2 separate regions of the Homo sapiens genome follow, and region 2 is linked to region 1. A link is an interaction called in ENCODE POLR2A ChIA-PET data of the cell type or tissue named here. Cell type or tissue: A673. All regions are shown on one strand. Links, peaks and the distances in the headings refer to the core of each region. The heading gives the core; the rest is flanking DNA.

Region 1 (8,339 bases), core at 266-8,265:
AACTGTTTCAGCACTGACTGAATGGTTAGGTTAAATATTAAAGGCTGAGAGAGCCAGTGCCCTTACACAAAGTCCAGAACAAGTAACAAAGGCCCACCAAGACTCTTTCCCAGGCCTTCCTGGGCCTTGAAGCATGACAAGATAACGAAGGAATACTCACACTCCTTGTGACAAGACAGTCTTCGGGAGATTCCCAGCAGCTGCCGGGTGAGGTTTTCCTGGAGACTCTCCCCAGGGCTATCCCATGTGCAAAACCACACGTCCCTCTCCCTACTGGGGAATAACGGAGATCGGGGTGGACGCGCTCAAAGGGTAAAACCAGATTTATGCCAGGAGCCTATTATTTTCCCATCTGGGCTTGTTAAGCCATTTGCCTGGTACTGCCAGGGAAGCAATAGGGCTCGCTTATACACCTGCTTTGCATTTGGTTAAGATCAGGTTTTGAGTGGGTTTTGAGTCTGTTCTGCCCGAGTGCACCCCCTCTCTTGTCTTTGTCTGAAATCTGTCTCTGCTTGTTTGTGTATCTGTCATGGCTCACTGCAGCCTCAAACTCTGGCCTCAAGGGATCCTCACACCTCAACCTCTCCAGTAGCTGGGACTATTGGCATGCACCACCATGCCTGGCTAATTTTTGTTGTTGTTGTTATAGAGACAGAGTCTCCCTATGTTGCCCCGGCTGGTCTCAAATTCCTGGACTCAAGCAATCCTCTTCCCCCTGATTTTCAGAAATAGTGTCTAAATTCTATGATTTAGACATGTTTAGTTAGAGTAGTGATGCAGTCATTGTATTTATATTAGAATACATTCTTTTCATATTTTTTTTCTCACTGCTTTTAGGGTTGGAAGAGTTTAGTTAGTTAGAGTAGTGTTTTCCAAAGGGTGTACTGCAGTCTACAGGATTTTGATAATCTTTTCATTAGAGGAGTATTCAAGCTTTATTTAACCAAGGGGGTTGTCATAGAACTCATGTTCCATGGAACCAAACTTTGAGAATCACTGCCTTAGGGTCACTGAAACTAGAAGAGTTTAGCATCCACTATTTGCTAAAATTCTCTTTGACCAACACTATTATTAATTTAGCTTCTTTCATCACCAAACTGTAACCCCTTTTCAGCATGGAGTACACATGCTAGGATGCACCAGTCTAGATACATAAGAAAATAGTGAATTTAAATTGATTAGTGAAAATTGCTTGGATTTGGGGAGTTAGAAGTCTTGGGTATCAGTTCTAGTTCTGGCACCTAGTAAATAATTTTGAGCAATAAGTCATATATAATAACTTAATTTAAATAATCAGAGCCTTAATTTGCTCATCTAAAAACAAGAATAAAATGTTTATAAGGGATATTTTTAAGTTTGACTTGAGCTAATGTGTATAAAAACTTGTCAAATTGTGAACACTGTAAAAAGCAAGATATAATTATCACAGAACTAAGTACTTTATATTGGTTCAGCAGAGTTTCAGAATTTCTACTGTTGTCAAAGCACATGTTTTGCTATGTTGATTTTCAGCTGCTATGAAGTTTATAGAAAAGCGGAAAGTCTGAAATTTCTGTGACAAGGCTTTTTGTTCGGGGTTATTTTTAAAGAAAACAGAAGATCGGATTGCATTAAAATTTGATGATTGTGTTATTCTTGTTATATATGTCTTGACTAGTATTTAGTAAAAGTTATAAGGAAAAAAGGAGCAGTTGTCTGCAATATACTAGAAATGAACTTTAATCTTTTCACACGATTCTTATTACAACATTTTTTCCTCTCTCCAGATTGCCCAATCACTGAAGAGCTGTGATCTTCCTAAACAGTTAAAAGTCAGGCACAGCTATGTAACTCATACAGTTTCTCTTTGCCAGACTAGACTAAAGAAGGAGCACTAATTTATTCTGATAAAACAGGTCTATGCAGCTACCAGGACAATGGAATCTACGTTGACTTTAGCAACGGAACAACCTGTTAAGAAGAACACTCTTAAGAAATATAAAATAGCTTGCATTGTAAGTACAATTCTTATTTTTAGTCTTTCTAGTTTTGTGACAAATGTTAAAAGTATATGATTTCCCATTTACATTTCTTTGTGTTGCTATTAAAATGTAAACTTTTAAGTAACTGTATTCAGTATTATCCCTTATGAAAACTCTAATGCAAATTAATATCTTAAATCATATTTTACACGTAAGAAATTTGAGTAACAACAAGTTAACATTACGTTAAACTCAAAAGTTGGAATCCATGACAGAACGCTTTGTGGCGCTGATTTTTTGCATGATTATAACTACCTCTCAATCACTTTTTTATTGCATGAGTATTTTAAGACAAGAAAGTGAGAAATTAAAATCATTGTACCCTATTATTTGCTGAACCAACAATTGTATCCTATTTTACTTCACTCCTAGAGATAGTCTCTTTTGCCTATTTTCTCTCTCTTGTCATTTCATGTGGTAAGATCTGCCACCCCCCCTCACCCCCCAAATAAATTTTCCTTGATTTTATTTTCTTTTTTCTTTTTTTTAATTTTAAATTTTTTTCTTTTTCTTTTTACTCCAGAAATACGCTTATCCATTTCCTTGATTTTATTACTCTCTCTTTTCCCTTTGCCATCAAACTTTTGGGGTAAAGAGGGCTCATTTCATTGCTTCAGTTTTCTCAGCCCCCAACCATTCCTTTGTGCTCTGGCTTTGTTTCTACTGTACTGAGTCCCTGACTCAAAAGTCAGTCCTCCTCGTCCTTCATCCACTTGAGTGTTCATAACAACAATAACTTCCTGGTACTTTCTCATTCTGAATTATTCTCTCCCCTTGCTTCTACCATGACATTGACATTTTCATTTTATGACTTTTTTCCTTATCTGCATTCTTAGCCAACAATTTATCTTTATTCTCATGAAAATTACAACACAAGCTTCACTAAACCCTATCTAAGATCTCTTAAGAAATCTCATGTTCTCTAATAGTCTTTTTAATTTTAATTTTATTTTTGAGACAGGGTCTCTCTCCTTTGGGATCTCACCTCACCACAACCTCTGTTTCCCAGGCTCAAGTGATCCTCCTGCCTCAGCCTCCTGAGTAGCTTGGACCACAGGCACATGCCACAAGGCTCAGCTAAGTTTTTGTGAGTTTTTTTCTTTCTTTTCTTTTTTTTGTAGAGACTGGGTTTCACCATGTTGCCCAGGCTGGTCTCAAACTCCTGGATCAAGTGATCTACCTGCCTCGGCCTCCCAAAGTGCTGGGACTACAGGCATGAACCACTGCACCTGGCCTCTAGTGTTTTCCTCAGCCAAGAATTCCAAGTAATCCACCAGCTCTGACTTTTTGCCCAGCCTCTGTCACACAATTTCTTTTTTTTTTTAATTTTATTATTTTGGTAATATGTGTATTTTTAGAGACTGGGTCTCGCTATGTTGCCCAGGCTGGTCTTGAACCCTGGGCTCAAGTGATCCTCTCATTCAGCCTCTTGAGTAGCTGGGGACTATGTGTGTGCCCCAGTGCACTAGCCTGTTTCAAATGCCTGCTTCCTGACTCCTGACTCAGTACCTTACACCAAAACTAATTGCATTATTTTTTCACACCAATCTTGCCGCAGCTTTTCCCTATATCCCATATTTTAAGGTCACCGCTATTCTCTGTCTCTCCAGAATTGTTTCAAGAAGTAAATAAAATAATGTAAAACAATGTGTGTAAGTATTAAGCCTAGTAACAAAGTAAATCCTCAATATATTCCATTTATTCTTTATCCTTCTGAGAATTTCAATTTCAGAGTGCTCTTTATAGCTCTTATGCTAATATATATATATATATATATTTTTTTTTTTTTCTCTCTCTCTTTTTTTTGGAGACATGTTCTCGCTCTGTTGCCCAGGCTGGAAGACAGTGGCATGATCATGGCTTGCTGCAGCAACTCAGGCTCCAACTTTGGCTCAAATGATCTTCCCATCTCAGCCTCCCGAGTAGCTGGGACTTCAAGCATGTTTATTATATTTATCCTAGCTTATCAATTCAGGAAATTATAAAATCTTCCACAGCAAAATTTGTGCATCATTAATTTCCCTTCTTTGTATCTCTCTAGTGGTTTTTGAGTATATATAATGAAGTTCAATATTTTTAAATCATTGTTTCAAAAGTACCCTGATGTCTTCAAACTTTTACTAAAGTTTCACTTAAACATTTTGAAGGTATCTGCTGTGTTTCTAGCACTCTTTGTTTAGCCCAGTTAAAGCCAAATGATGTGCTCTCAGCAGTTTTTGATGTTCAGAGTATTCTCCCCACTTTGTGCACAGTGTAACATAGTTTAAGATACATGTGCACCCCAATATCAAGAAGCTTTTTTGGAATTACATATTTATAGTAAATGATTATAAAGGCTTAAAAATAAACTTCTTAGGCGGGGCACAGTGGCTAGTGCCTATAATCCCAGCACTTTAGGAGGCCGAGATAAGAGGAGCTCTTGAGGCCAGGAGTTCCATACCAGCCTGGTCAACATAGTGAGACCTCCAACTCTAAATAATAATAATAATAATAAATAAATAAGCCTTTTACTCTCAAGGAGCTCACAGAATAATGTAGAAAACAAGCCACAAATATATGGAACAAATACAAAAATTATGAAGAAACAGATTCTAACATTAAATATTGTGAAGTTTTAAAGCATCTTAAGAACAGCTAGATGTTGTTGATTTTTCTAGCAAGTTTGAACAGCAAAAGTACCACAGATAAGGTGTAAACCAAAATATGTTAATTTGTAAGTCTATGATGTGTGAGGTTTACCAGAAGGAGTTCCCCAACGTTGTTTTTCTGCTTTGTAGTCACTCTAGTTTCAGTCGACTGTGTCTTCTAAGCACCATGACAAGGGAGGAACTGCTAATGGTGTTATTTAGTAAATGCTTATGTTCATTTTTTCCTCTCCATCCTCTCCACTGAATGAACATGTACTGAAAGGTCACTGACCCTTGAGCTAACTTTGAGACTTCATATAAGAATTGTTTTCTTAGTATTGTAACATAGCTTCCCAATTGTTGAATTCACTTCCATTGTAAACATTAGATGTGTTAATTTTCCAGTTGACTTTCAGAATGAAAACAATCCTCAAAAAAATAATTTATGTACTTCTTAATTATCTAAGCAAAATCTGATGTTTTTTTCTTTTGTGAAAGTTATTTTTTGTGTCTGAAACTATAACAAAGGTTATTGTAAAATACTTTCCTAAGTAATTTGATTACGTGTCTTTCTGCCATTCTTTATGACAACATACAGTATTCAAGCCCTGTCATCCAGCATGCTTATCTCTGGACTTCATGGAAGAGGAAAGAGGGCAGCTAGAAGAATTCTTTTTAATTATATCATAGTTTAATCTAATCATAGCATAAAGTTCGTTACACCAAAGGGCTTTGTCAGCAGAGCGATAATGAATGACATAAACAATCTTTGGTCAGGCAGTTTCCAAATTATCCTAAGTGGTTTGTATGAGTGGAAGACCAAAACAGATTATTTGCTAGTTAACTATTTGGACAATGTATTTTTACGTATGTTAAATATTATTATCATCCTGTGATAGAGTAGGAAAAAAAGCCCTGCTCCCTTAGAATGAGGCAGTTAAGGATTTAACAGTTCTGCAATTCTTTTCAATAAATGATCACAAATGGGTGCCTGGTTTAAAAAAAATGGCCCAGAAAAATGGTTTTATGGTTTTAATTCTTAACTTTAACTCAATTTGCAGTTAAGTTCATTGCATTTGAATGGTAAATGTGTTTGAATTTGAAGATCTGTAATAAATGGTATCTTTAAATTCTGCCAAAATATTCTTTCTTAATTTCAAGCATTAAATAAAATACTATACCTCCAGTTAGGCCAGATACTAGATCATTGTTGGATCTGGTATCTGGCATAACTAGTACGCTGCAGGTACTTAGAGAGAATACTGAGAAAGGGTGGTTATTTGTATCTTTGTAATTTTTTAAAAAATTATAAAAGTTACTTTTTCCTTTTTGCAATAGGTTCTTCTTGCTTTGCTGGTGATCATGTCACTTGGATTAGGCCTGGGGCTTGGACTCAGGAAACTGGAAAAGCAAGGTATACCCCTCAGCCTTTTCTCAGAACATTCCCTTATTTCTTCTCTCTTCTGGCCTTAATTCATTAAAATGTATCTCCCATCCCAAGCCTCCTCTGTCCTCCATGCAGCATTCTGCTTCTAGACATCTCCCTTTCCCCACTCTACTTATCGGGAGTCCACATCTGAGGTTGGCATTGCTCACTGTACTTTCTGGACTTTACTTTTTCACCCTGCTCATTTGAGACTCATTATCATTCCAGTGTTTTTCTCTTACCTTTCTCCACCCTGGTTTTTTTTTTTTTTTTTTTTTTTTGGCAAGATCTCACTCTGTCTCTCAGGCTGGAGCACAATCTCCACTCACTGCAGTTCCTCCCTGCCCTCAGGTGATCCTCCCATACTTGAGCCTCCCAAGTAGCTGGGACCACAGGTGTGTGCCACCACACCCGGCTAATTTTTGCAGTTTTAGTAGAGATGGGGTTTCACTACATTGCCCAGGCTGGTCTCGAGCTCCCGGGCTCAAGTGATCCACCCACCTCAGCTTCCCAAAGTGCTGGGATTACAGGTGTGAGTTGCCGCGCCTGGCCCTTCTTCATCTTTATAATGGACTTTGGTAAGTGGATCACAGCCTTTTCATTCTGCTCCCACTGTCATTTTCAACATCTGATGACAAAGTATCTAGCCACTTAGTCTTGAAAGTCTTTGTTGCTTCATTCCCATGACCTCCTGCCACCACCCTGTACCTTGACACCACGCTAGAGTTGTTCTACCCCTAAAATCTCCTGGTTCTTGATTGGACAGTGCCAAATTCTTGAAAAGTAGTGCATAATAATATCTTCAAAAATTTTTTTCTTATAAGAAGCAAAGAAAAATAGGAGAAATATGTCCCAAAATATAAAATACCTCACATTCCTTTTGCTATATTTCATTATTATGGAGAGTAAATGCACCACTTACAAATGACAATATAAAAAGAATTACCTATAATCTTTTTACATATTGTTTTGTTACTTTTACTAAGGTGAAGTATGAAGCCAGTTGCTAGATCATTCATGTCCCCCCGCTTTTTGTTGTTTGTTTTTTGAGACAAGGTCTCACTTTGTTGCTCAGGCTGAGTGCAGTGGTGTGATCACAGCTTACCGCAGCCTCGATCTCCTGGGCTCAAGTGATCCTCCCACCTCGGCCCCCCAGGTACCTGGTATACAGGCATGCACTACCACACGTGGTTAATTTTTTAATTTTGTGTAGACATGGGGTCTCACTACGTTGTCCAGGCTGGTCTTGAACTCCTGGATGCAAGTGATACTCCTGCCTTGGCTTCTTTTAAGCATTGGGATTGCTGGTGTGAGACACTGTGCCCAGCACCCTCACCCTATTTTTGCCTTTGTAAAATTTTTATGAGCAATAATCATACCTCAAATAAACCTCATTGGCTACTATACTGCCAATGCACAAAGCTCTGGCCCCATTTTTAAATTTGACTAAAACCTTCTAGTGTGACTCCAGTGGAGTAAGTCTCATTGCTGCAGCATTAGGAAGCCTCAGTAAGGTTAACTGATAATTTTCCAGTCATGTGTCTACTTGAGAAACACTCAGCTTCCCTAGTATGACCTAGGAGCACAGTAGAACTGAAAAGTTGAATAATTGCTGGAAGATTACTATCTTCTCTTGTCACTTGGCTGTTGTGTTTCTGGGCCATAGTGCCAGTCCTTGATCAAAGAAATGTTGACAGGCCATTTCAGTGGTATTGTTTTGATGTTAGTACACACAAATGGGCATCACTTCTTGGCTATTTTACCCCCTAAATCACATAAATTGATTGCAGAAGGCATATCTAATGTCTGAACAAAACCTCCTTTTGTTCCAGCTCTTTCATTCACTTTAGTACACCCATTGGCTGGCTTCCCGGAGTCATTTTTCCTTGTCCTCGTCCTTTCATCTGAGTTGATCAGCCCTATGTGGCAGCATGCTCTTCCCTCTCCCTGGCAGGGCATTGGTAATTAACTCCAGCCCCTTTTTGCCAGCATCCTTAACATAGTCATCCTCTTTATTACTCATTTTTCCACCGCATCTATTCTCCTAAACCCCAACCCTGGGTCATTTTCACCATTTTCCACTCCAGTTAACTCACCTTCCATAGGCAATATGTATTTTTTCTAATGTGAGTTTTAAAATTTGTGCATGTTCTTACAGATTTACCGTCATGACTACACGTATTTTTTGATTGAACATTATGTGCTTGGTATTATTACAATTACTGGAGATGAAGTGGTGAAGACAAGAGACAAAATCCTTCCAGG
Region 2 (8,339 bases), core at 206-8,205, 1.3 Mb before region 1:
GGAGCCATTGCTCTTATTACCACAAATACTAATCAATTAAGTAAAAATTAGAAGGGTTAAAGTAAAATGAAAATAGATTCTCACAATTTCATCTTTTAATTCTACAAAAATTCCTTGGAAACTCTAAGAGAAAGAAAATACTAGGTCTGATCCAATTGGATATTCTGATCATATTTATGTTTATATCATTTTGAGACTTTCTTCACAAACACCTTAGTGTGAGATTTCCTGCTATTGTAACCAGTCATCTGGTTTCCTTTATGATGAATTTGAAGGTTTTGTGCTTCAGTCTTTTCTTAAACATTTTTGTTTATTTATTTGTTTGAAGATGTTTGATTTCTGTGATGCAGTCAGGCCTCAGTTGGGGTGTGTCATCCTTGAGTGAAATTTGTCTGGATGCAAAAAATGATGCCAGAAACATTAAAAGGTTTTCAGTACATTTAGAACACATAAAGTTTTAGGTACCTTTAATAATTAAGCCTTATTGATGTGGGATTCCACAAACTCTCAGTGTTACTGTTTGTGTATTGTTTGAGTTTGCTGTGAAAGAAACACAGAGGGAGGGAGGGAGGAAGAGAGGGAGGGAGGAAGGAAGGAAGGAAATAAATAAATTAGTGATAATAACCAATATGGTCTATTACTCTGTTTTGCTTTAACACATGATATCACATCAGAATCCTTCAGCTGACTGATGACTACCCCATGTACAATGCAAAATGGTCAAACTTTAATGACTTTTAGAATAAAGATGCATAGGAATGCCTAGTTCTTGTTTTTAATTCAGGTTTTAGTTTAGTTCTTTTGTTGTTAATTTCTCTCACTTAAGAACCTGCTGAGCAGATTCGTTGAGTAAGAAGTAGAATAAAATCATACTTAACTTGCCTCAAAATTAAATGAAGCTTACTCTAGTTAGTTGAAGCCCACTCCAGCTTAAAACTTCAATAATATTTAAATTATATAAAGGTGAAAGAAAATACTCTGAGTCAGTAAAGTTCACGGCACATGCAAGGGTGTGTTTGCAGTGAGAACTTTGACAATGAGGAGTGGCTTTCATCTGTCAGTATGTAAGGATGTGGATGACATCCTGGAATTGGTATACTAAGAGTGGGGCTGATGGCAGCACTTATGAGTGGGAGGCTTGTTGTTATTTTAGCAGATTGTTAAACACATGGAAACATGATCTTTTGAGGCCTTTTAGGAAATAAATGGCTAAAGGATGACATTTCACCGTGTCTTCCCCATTTTCTGTGTTAAAATGTACCATCATGTGTTTTCCACCTCTAAACACCTTTGTAAATTTAGCTCCATAAATTTTAAAAAATCCATAAAATATTCTTTTTATTCCACCAATGGATTTAACTTAATAAGAAAATAAAGAGTTCCTACAAAGCAAAAACATTGACATGTCTCCTGACCTTACCATAATTGTTTGCTTTGTTTTGGGACAGTAGTTCTTAACTTTGGGTCTTTGGTTAGTTGGGTGGTCCACAGAAAGACATCAAGTTGTCAGGAAACCCTCTATGAGCATGGGACAAAATTGTGAATATGATTGCATCTGTCTTTTTCTGGAATAAGGGGCCATAGCTTTTACCAGATTCTCAAAAGACCCTCTGTCTAATAAATATATATCAAATAAAATAGAATGGTTAAGAACTAGAGATTTAAAGCCTTGTTTTTGTTTTAACAAGATGTTGCTTACAAACCCCAGAAAAAATTGTTTTGGAATCATAATGAGCTGTTTTTTGCTATCATGCATAAACTGAGCAGGAGCTTTTTGGAAAATTAATGTGAAAATATAAAAATGTAATTGCTAAGCAAACTGTGCATTAAGCATCATTTTCAATTAATTTTAGCTAAGAATTGGGTTATTAATTTTAATATCTTGCAATCACATTTATAATTAATTAAAGTTAATCTCTTTAAAACTCACTTTAGAGACTCTGTAAACTACAGTGTATTCTTATTTTTTAAGGAATTTCTCTTCTTTAAAAAACATAAAATACCATATCAGCTAGACAGGCTTTCATAATACCAGGAATAAACACCTCTTTTTCTTTAATTATAACTAAAACAGTGAGACTCCATTATTAAAATAAAAGATTAGAAAGAAAATTGTTTAACCCAACACTTCATTGTGTGGTAAATTTTATATGTAACTCATTATTTAATTGATTTTAACTGTTCTTGACCTAAGTAGCTTTCCTGAAAGGTGGCAATAAGAAATATTATTCAAATCTGATAAAATTCTCAAAGGCTTTATCTACAGAGTGTTAAAGGAAAGGAAGTGCTGCTGATCATGACTTAGTAAGCAATGTAGATGGTGAACCTAGGACATTTTGACCATGGTGGGGCCTTGATTCAACTATACAAGGAACAAGACTTTTCTAAAATGAGTTAAGTAAGTCATTTTAGGAAATTTCTGAAAGTAGACAACTTTTTGGAAGTTTAGAGTGAAATTTAATCACTTCTAGAATTACTGATTTCTGTGTACTTTTAGTTTTTTGTCTAATTTTATATTAAATCTAGTATGAAGGGCAATTTCAGGTCTGCATTATCAATAAACACAGAATCTTTTTCAAATAATCTTTTTAACTTACTATAAAAAGGATTTCATTTCACTGAAAGCTCGGACATTCTCCCTGAGGTCCCCTGAGTCAACTCCAAGTCTCCACAAATCGGGATCATAAGTGAGCTACCTATATCAAAAGTCATGACCAAGACAATGAAAAGGATGCTTTCTAGTCACATAGGGCTTTGACACACACTTCATTGCCAGTACAAAAATAACATACTGATGCATGGGTGAGAAATATTTAAATAATAAAAGGCATATCTCTGCAGTATTGTAAGAAAGCTATATGTGTCCTATAGGCTCAATTTTCTGTTATTTTCCTGATTCAAAGATTGTCCACATATTCCTTTCGTGGAAGTCAGACTATGAGAGCTGGTTCACTGTGGGGAGAGCTCAGTCCTAGGGCAAAGGGTATGCATGGGCTGGGTGAGTTAGGGGCTGGGTGTACTAAGAAGTAGCCTAGAAGTGGATGAAAATGGCAGGAGAAAAGGTATCAGTGCTAGAAGAAATTATTGACAATGAGTCATGGGCTGGGAGCTCTGGCTCAGGCCTGTAATCCCAGCACTTTGAGAGGCTGAGTTGGGTGGATCACTTGAGGTCAGGGGTTTGAGACCAGCCTAGCCAACATGGCGAAACCCTGTCTCTACTAAAAATACAAAAATTAACCGGGCATGGTGGTGGGTGCCTGTAATCCCAGCTACTTGGGAGGCCGAGGCGGGAGAATCGCTTGAACCGGGGAGGTGGAAGTTACAGTGAACCGAGGTCGCACCACTGTAATCCAGCCTGGGCGACAAAGTGAGACTCTGTCTTAAAAACAAACAAAAAAAAAAGGGTCAAGGACACCCCTTTTACCTCAATAACCCCCATAAGAGAGTGGCCCACTGGGCACACAAGGCAGCAAGTAACCTTCAGGGACAAAAGCTTTTCTGGCTTTTGTTTTCCTTGTCTTATTACCAACTTATTTATTTTATTATAGAGTAACAAACGTTCACTGCAGAAAATTTGGTAATACATAAAAAAGAAAATTCTCCTCTAACTCCAACTAGTAAGAACAGCTGCTAACATTTTGTTATTTGTCCTCCCAGTGTTTTTCCTACATGTATGTCTCTCGCTATCTGTATGTTTGCCCATTGGCAAAATCCTGGAATCTATTTTTTAATCCACATTTATTCTCTTAATATATTCTGCTTAAACATTCTTCTGGAGATACTTGTTTCTGACCTTCCCTGGCTTCTTTTTTTACGGGGGACAGAGTCTCGCTCTGTCGCCCAGGCTGGAGTGCAGCGATGTGATTTCGGCTCACTGCAACCTCCGCCTCCCAGGTTAAATTCATTCTCCTGCCTCAGCCTCCTGAGCAGCTGGGATTTCAGGCAAACACCATCAGGCCTGGCTAATTTTTGTATTTTTAATAAAGATGGGGATTCGCCATGTTGGCCAGGCTGGTCTTGAAGTCCTGGCCTCAAGTGACCTACCCATCTCAGCCTCTCAAAGTGCTGAGTGCTGAGATTACTGGCGTGAGCCATGGAGCCCAGCCATTCCCTGGCTTGTAACAGGGAATCCTTTGCTGCAGATGCCACTCACCCCAATATATGCATATTTTCCAGAAAGAAAGAAAGAAGGAGGAGAGGGGGTAGAAGTGAAGGGAAAGGAAGCAGAAAGAACAACAACAGCAAAAAAAAAAAAAAAAAAAAAAAAAAAAGAGAAAGACTGCATTCCTTTTACTTTGGCCTAAAAAAATTTCCTTTTACTGTTTCAGGACACCTGCCCCCCTATGCCCACCCCCCTCCATCTCCTCTACCAAAATGTCTGCACAACTTGTTTTTATCACAGTACACAAATGGAGGAAAAAGGGATGCTTTATGAACCAAAACTAGGCTGTGATTAAATTTCCATCAAATTCTTCCATTTATTCTGAACCTCTTAAGGTGGGGCAATAAGTAAGTGGCTCAATACTTAATATGTCTTTAATAAATGAGTGTGGAGTTGAGCTGAATTTTCTGTTCTGGGGATCAGGGAATGGGAGTGGAGGTGGAAGAAGCCTGCGTAAGCAGGAAAGTATTAGATACTTGTGTGGAGGTGGAGGTAGAGGACAAGTGGCTCCCCTGAAGAGGGAAGGATATTAGAAAAAGAAGCCTAGGAATGAAAAAGGCAAGCCTCAGAAACTCACAACCTCTTTTCTGCAGAAACAAGCAGCCGCCATCCACTGAGGTATTTCCTGTTAGGCAGCTGTGTAGACAACTCAGCTCCTCCTGCCTGTCAGGGTGTTCATCACCCAGGAGTGTTTTGGATAAAACAGGAGAAGCTGTGTTAATCTAGATGGAACTGTATTTGTGTTAGGGAATACAAATCCTCCAGGCTATGACAAGGCTTAGGTAAAATTATGGATGAGATTGGTTTGGGGGACATGGGGATAAGGACTGTGTCCAAGTCTCCTGAAACACCCCCGAGAGGCAGCAGGGTTTGGAATGCCTTTGAATCCTCAGTACCTGGCATATGGCAGGCCCTTGGCACCTGTTTATTGAATGAGTAAATACAGACACTGAGCTTCTTCTAGGCCCCATAACACAGCAGGAAGGAGAGAATTTGTCAGTTGTCCTCAAGTGGTACAAAAGAAGCCTGCCTGACTTCACATATGAATGTAGGGAGCTCAAGAAGCAAAAGGCAGAGAACAGATTCTCATAATTGGAACCAGAAAAGTCTCAGTATCTGTCATGGGTCATGTGTCATTGTGCCTGTTCCCAAATTAACTGTCAGGACATCCAGGGAAGGCAGTTCTGTTAGTTCCATGAGAAGGGTTTTGGATAAGGCTACAAGGGTAAAAAGCACACTAGGTTGTTATGACAGGCTGAATATTTTGCACTTTATCTTTTTGCAATATGCAGCCATGGAAGTTTTCAGAAAGAAAAACTTGATTAAAAATTAATATGGTTGGGAGGAGGAGCCAAGATGGCCAAACAGGAACAGCTACAGTCTACAGCTCCCAGCGTGAGTGACGCAGAAGATGGGTGATTTCTGCATTTCCAACTGAGGTACTGGGTTCATCTCACTGGGGAGTGTCAGACAGTGGGTGCAGGACAGTGGGTGCAGCACACCGAGCATGAGCTGAAGCAGGGTGAGGGATCGCCTCCCCTGGGAAGTGCAAGGGGTCAGGGAATTCCCTTTCCTAGTCAAAGAAAAGGGTGACAGATGGCACCTGGAAAATCGGGTCACTCCCACACTAATACTGCGCTTTTCCAGTGGTCTTAGCAAACGGCACACCAGGAGATTATATCCTGTGCCTGGCTTGGAGGGTCCTATGCCCACGGAGCCTCGCTCATTGCTAGCACACCAGTCTGACATCAAACTGCAAGGTGGCAGTGAGGATGGGGGAGGGGCTCCGGCCATTGCCCCATTGCTGAGGCTTGAGTAGGTAAACAAAGTGGCTGGGAAGCTCGAACTGGGTGGAGCCCACCACAGCCCAAGGAGGCCTGCCTGCCTCTGTAGACTCCACCTCTGGGGGCCGGGCATAGCCAAACAAAAGGCAGCAGAAACGTCTGCAGACTTAAATGTCCCTGTCTGACAGCTTTGAAGAGACTAGTGGTTCTCCCAGCACGCAGCTGGAGATCTGAGAACGGACAGACTGTCTCCTCAAGTGGGTCCCTGACCCCTGAGTAGCTTAACTGGGAGGCACCCCCCCAGTAGGGGTGGACTGACACCTCACACGGAGGGGTACTCCTCTGAGACAAAACTTCCAGAGGAACGATCAGGCAGCAACATTTGCTGTTCACCAATATCCGCTGTTCTGCAGCCTCTGCTGCTGATACCCAGGGAAACAGCATCTGGAGTGGACCTCCAGCAAACTCCAACAGACCTGCAGCTGAGGGTCCTGACTGTTAGAAGGAAAACTAATAAACAGAAAGGACATCCACACCAAAACCCCATCTGTACGTCACTATCATCAAAGACCAAAGGTAGATAAAACCACAAAGATGGGGAAAAAACAGAGCAGAAAAACTGGAAACTCTAAAAAGCAGAGTGCCTCTCCTCCTCCAAAGGAATGCTCCTCACCAGCAACAGAACAAAACTGGATGGAGAATGACTTTGACGAGTTGAGAGAACAAGGCTTCAGATGATCAAACTACTCCAAGCTAAAGGAGGAAGTTCAAACCCATGGCAAAGAAGGTAAAAACCTTGAAAAAAAATTAGACAAACGGCTAACTAGAATAACAAATGCAGAGAAGTCCTTAAAGGACCTGATGGAGCTGAAAACAATGGCACGAGAACTATGTGATGAATGCACAAGCCTCAGTAGCCAATTCAATCAACTGGAAGAAAGGGTGTCAGTGATGGAAGATCAAATGAATGAAACGAAGTGAGAAGAGAAGACTAGAGAAAAAAGAATAAGAAGAAATGAACAAAGCCTCCAAGAAATATGGGACTATGTGAAAAGACCAAATCTACGTCTGATTGGTGTACCTGAAAGTGACGGGGAGAATGGAACCAAGTTGGAACACACTTTGCAGGATATTATCCAGGAGAACTTCCCCAATCTAGTAAGGCAGGCCAATATTCAAATTCAGGAAATACAGAGAATGCCACAAAGATACTCCTTGAAAATAGCAACTCCAAGACACATAATTGTCAGATTCACCAAAGTTGAAATGAAGGAAAAAATGTTAAGGGCAGCCAGAGAGAAAGCTCGGGTTACCCACAAAGGGAAGCCCATCAGACTAACAACTGATCTCTCCGCAGAAACTCTACAAGCCAGAAGAGAGTGGGGGCCAATATTCAACATTCTTAAAGAAAAGAATTTTCAACCCAGAATTTCATATCCAGCCAAACTAGGCTTCATATGTGAAGGAGAAATAAAATCCTTTACAGACAAGCAAATGCTGAGAGATTTTGTCACCACCAGGCCTGCCTTACAAGAGCTCCTGAAGGAAGCACTAAACATGGAAAGGAACAACCGGTACCAGCCACTGCAAAAACATGCCAAATTGTAAAGAACATCGAGGCTAGGAAGAAACTGCAGCAACCAATGAGCAAAATAACCAGTTAACACCATAATGGCAGCATCAAATTCACACATAACAATATTAACCTTAAATGTAAATGGATTAAATGCTCCAATTAAAAGAGACAGACTGGCAAATTGGATAAAGAGTCATGACCCATCAGTGTGCTGTATTCAGGAAACCCATCTTATGTGCAGAGACACACATAGGCTCAAAATAAAGGGATGGAGGAAGATCTACCAAGCAAATGGAAAACAAAAAAAGGCAGGGGTTGCAATCCTAGTCTCGGATAAAACACACTTTAAACCAACAAAGATCAAAAGAGACAAAGAAGGCCATTACATAATGGTAAAGGGATCAATTCAACAAGAAGAGCTAACTATCCTAAATATATATGCACCCAATACAAGAGCATCCAGATTCATAAAGCAAGTCCTTAGAGACCTACAAAGAGACTTAGACTCCCACACAATAATAATGGGAGACTTTAACACCCCACTGTCAACATTAGACAAATCAACGAGACAGAAAGTTAACAAGGATATCCAGGAACTGAACTCAGCTCTGCAGCAAGCGGACCTAATAGACATCTACAGAACTCTCCACCCCAAATCAACAGAATATACAGTCTTTTCAGCACCACACCACACCTATTCCAAAATTGACCACATAGTTGGAAGTAAAGCACTCCTCAGCAAATGTAAAAGAACAGAAATTATAACAAACTGTCTCTCAGACCACAGTGCAATCAAACTAGAACTCAGGATTAAGAA

What was found. ChIA-PET counts read pairs that join two places held together with the same protein. Peaks named below come from ENCODE experiments on the same cell type or tissue, not always from the same donor. Only the 100,000 strongest peaks of a DNase experiment are listed, where the experiment ranks them.
Region 2: POLR2A ChIA-PET joins it to region 1 with 16 read pairs; 2 of 35 experiments call an interaction of 5 or more read pairs at or near these places.

Annotation. Positions count from the first base shown.
Region 1 is chr6:131,635,469-131,643,807 of GRCh38, forward strand. ENPP3 (ectonucleotide pyrophosphatase/phosphodiesterase 3) reads left to right here and starts at 1,834. Exons shown (of 25, transcript NM_005021.5): 1 at 1,834-1,994; 2 at 5,987-6,062. The coding sequence starts at 1,917. It also overlaps the pseudogene RNU4-18P. RefSeq lists a silencer at 473-562. In A673, for the core only: no CTCF peak of the experiment used is centred there; a DNase peak (open chromatin) is centred at 7,953.
Region 2 is chr6:130,340,583-130,348,921 of GRCh38, forward strand. It overlaps a transcript of SAMD3 not described here. Among named protein-coding and RNA genes, the nearest start is that of TMEM200A, 21 kb to the right of the region's middle. In A673, for the core only: no CTCF peak of the experiment used is centred there; no DNase peak of the experiment used is centred there.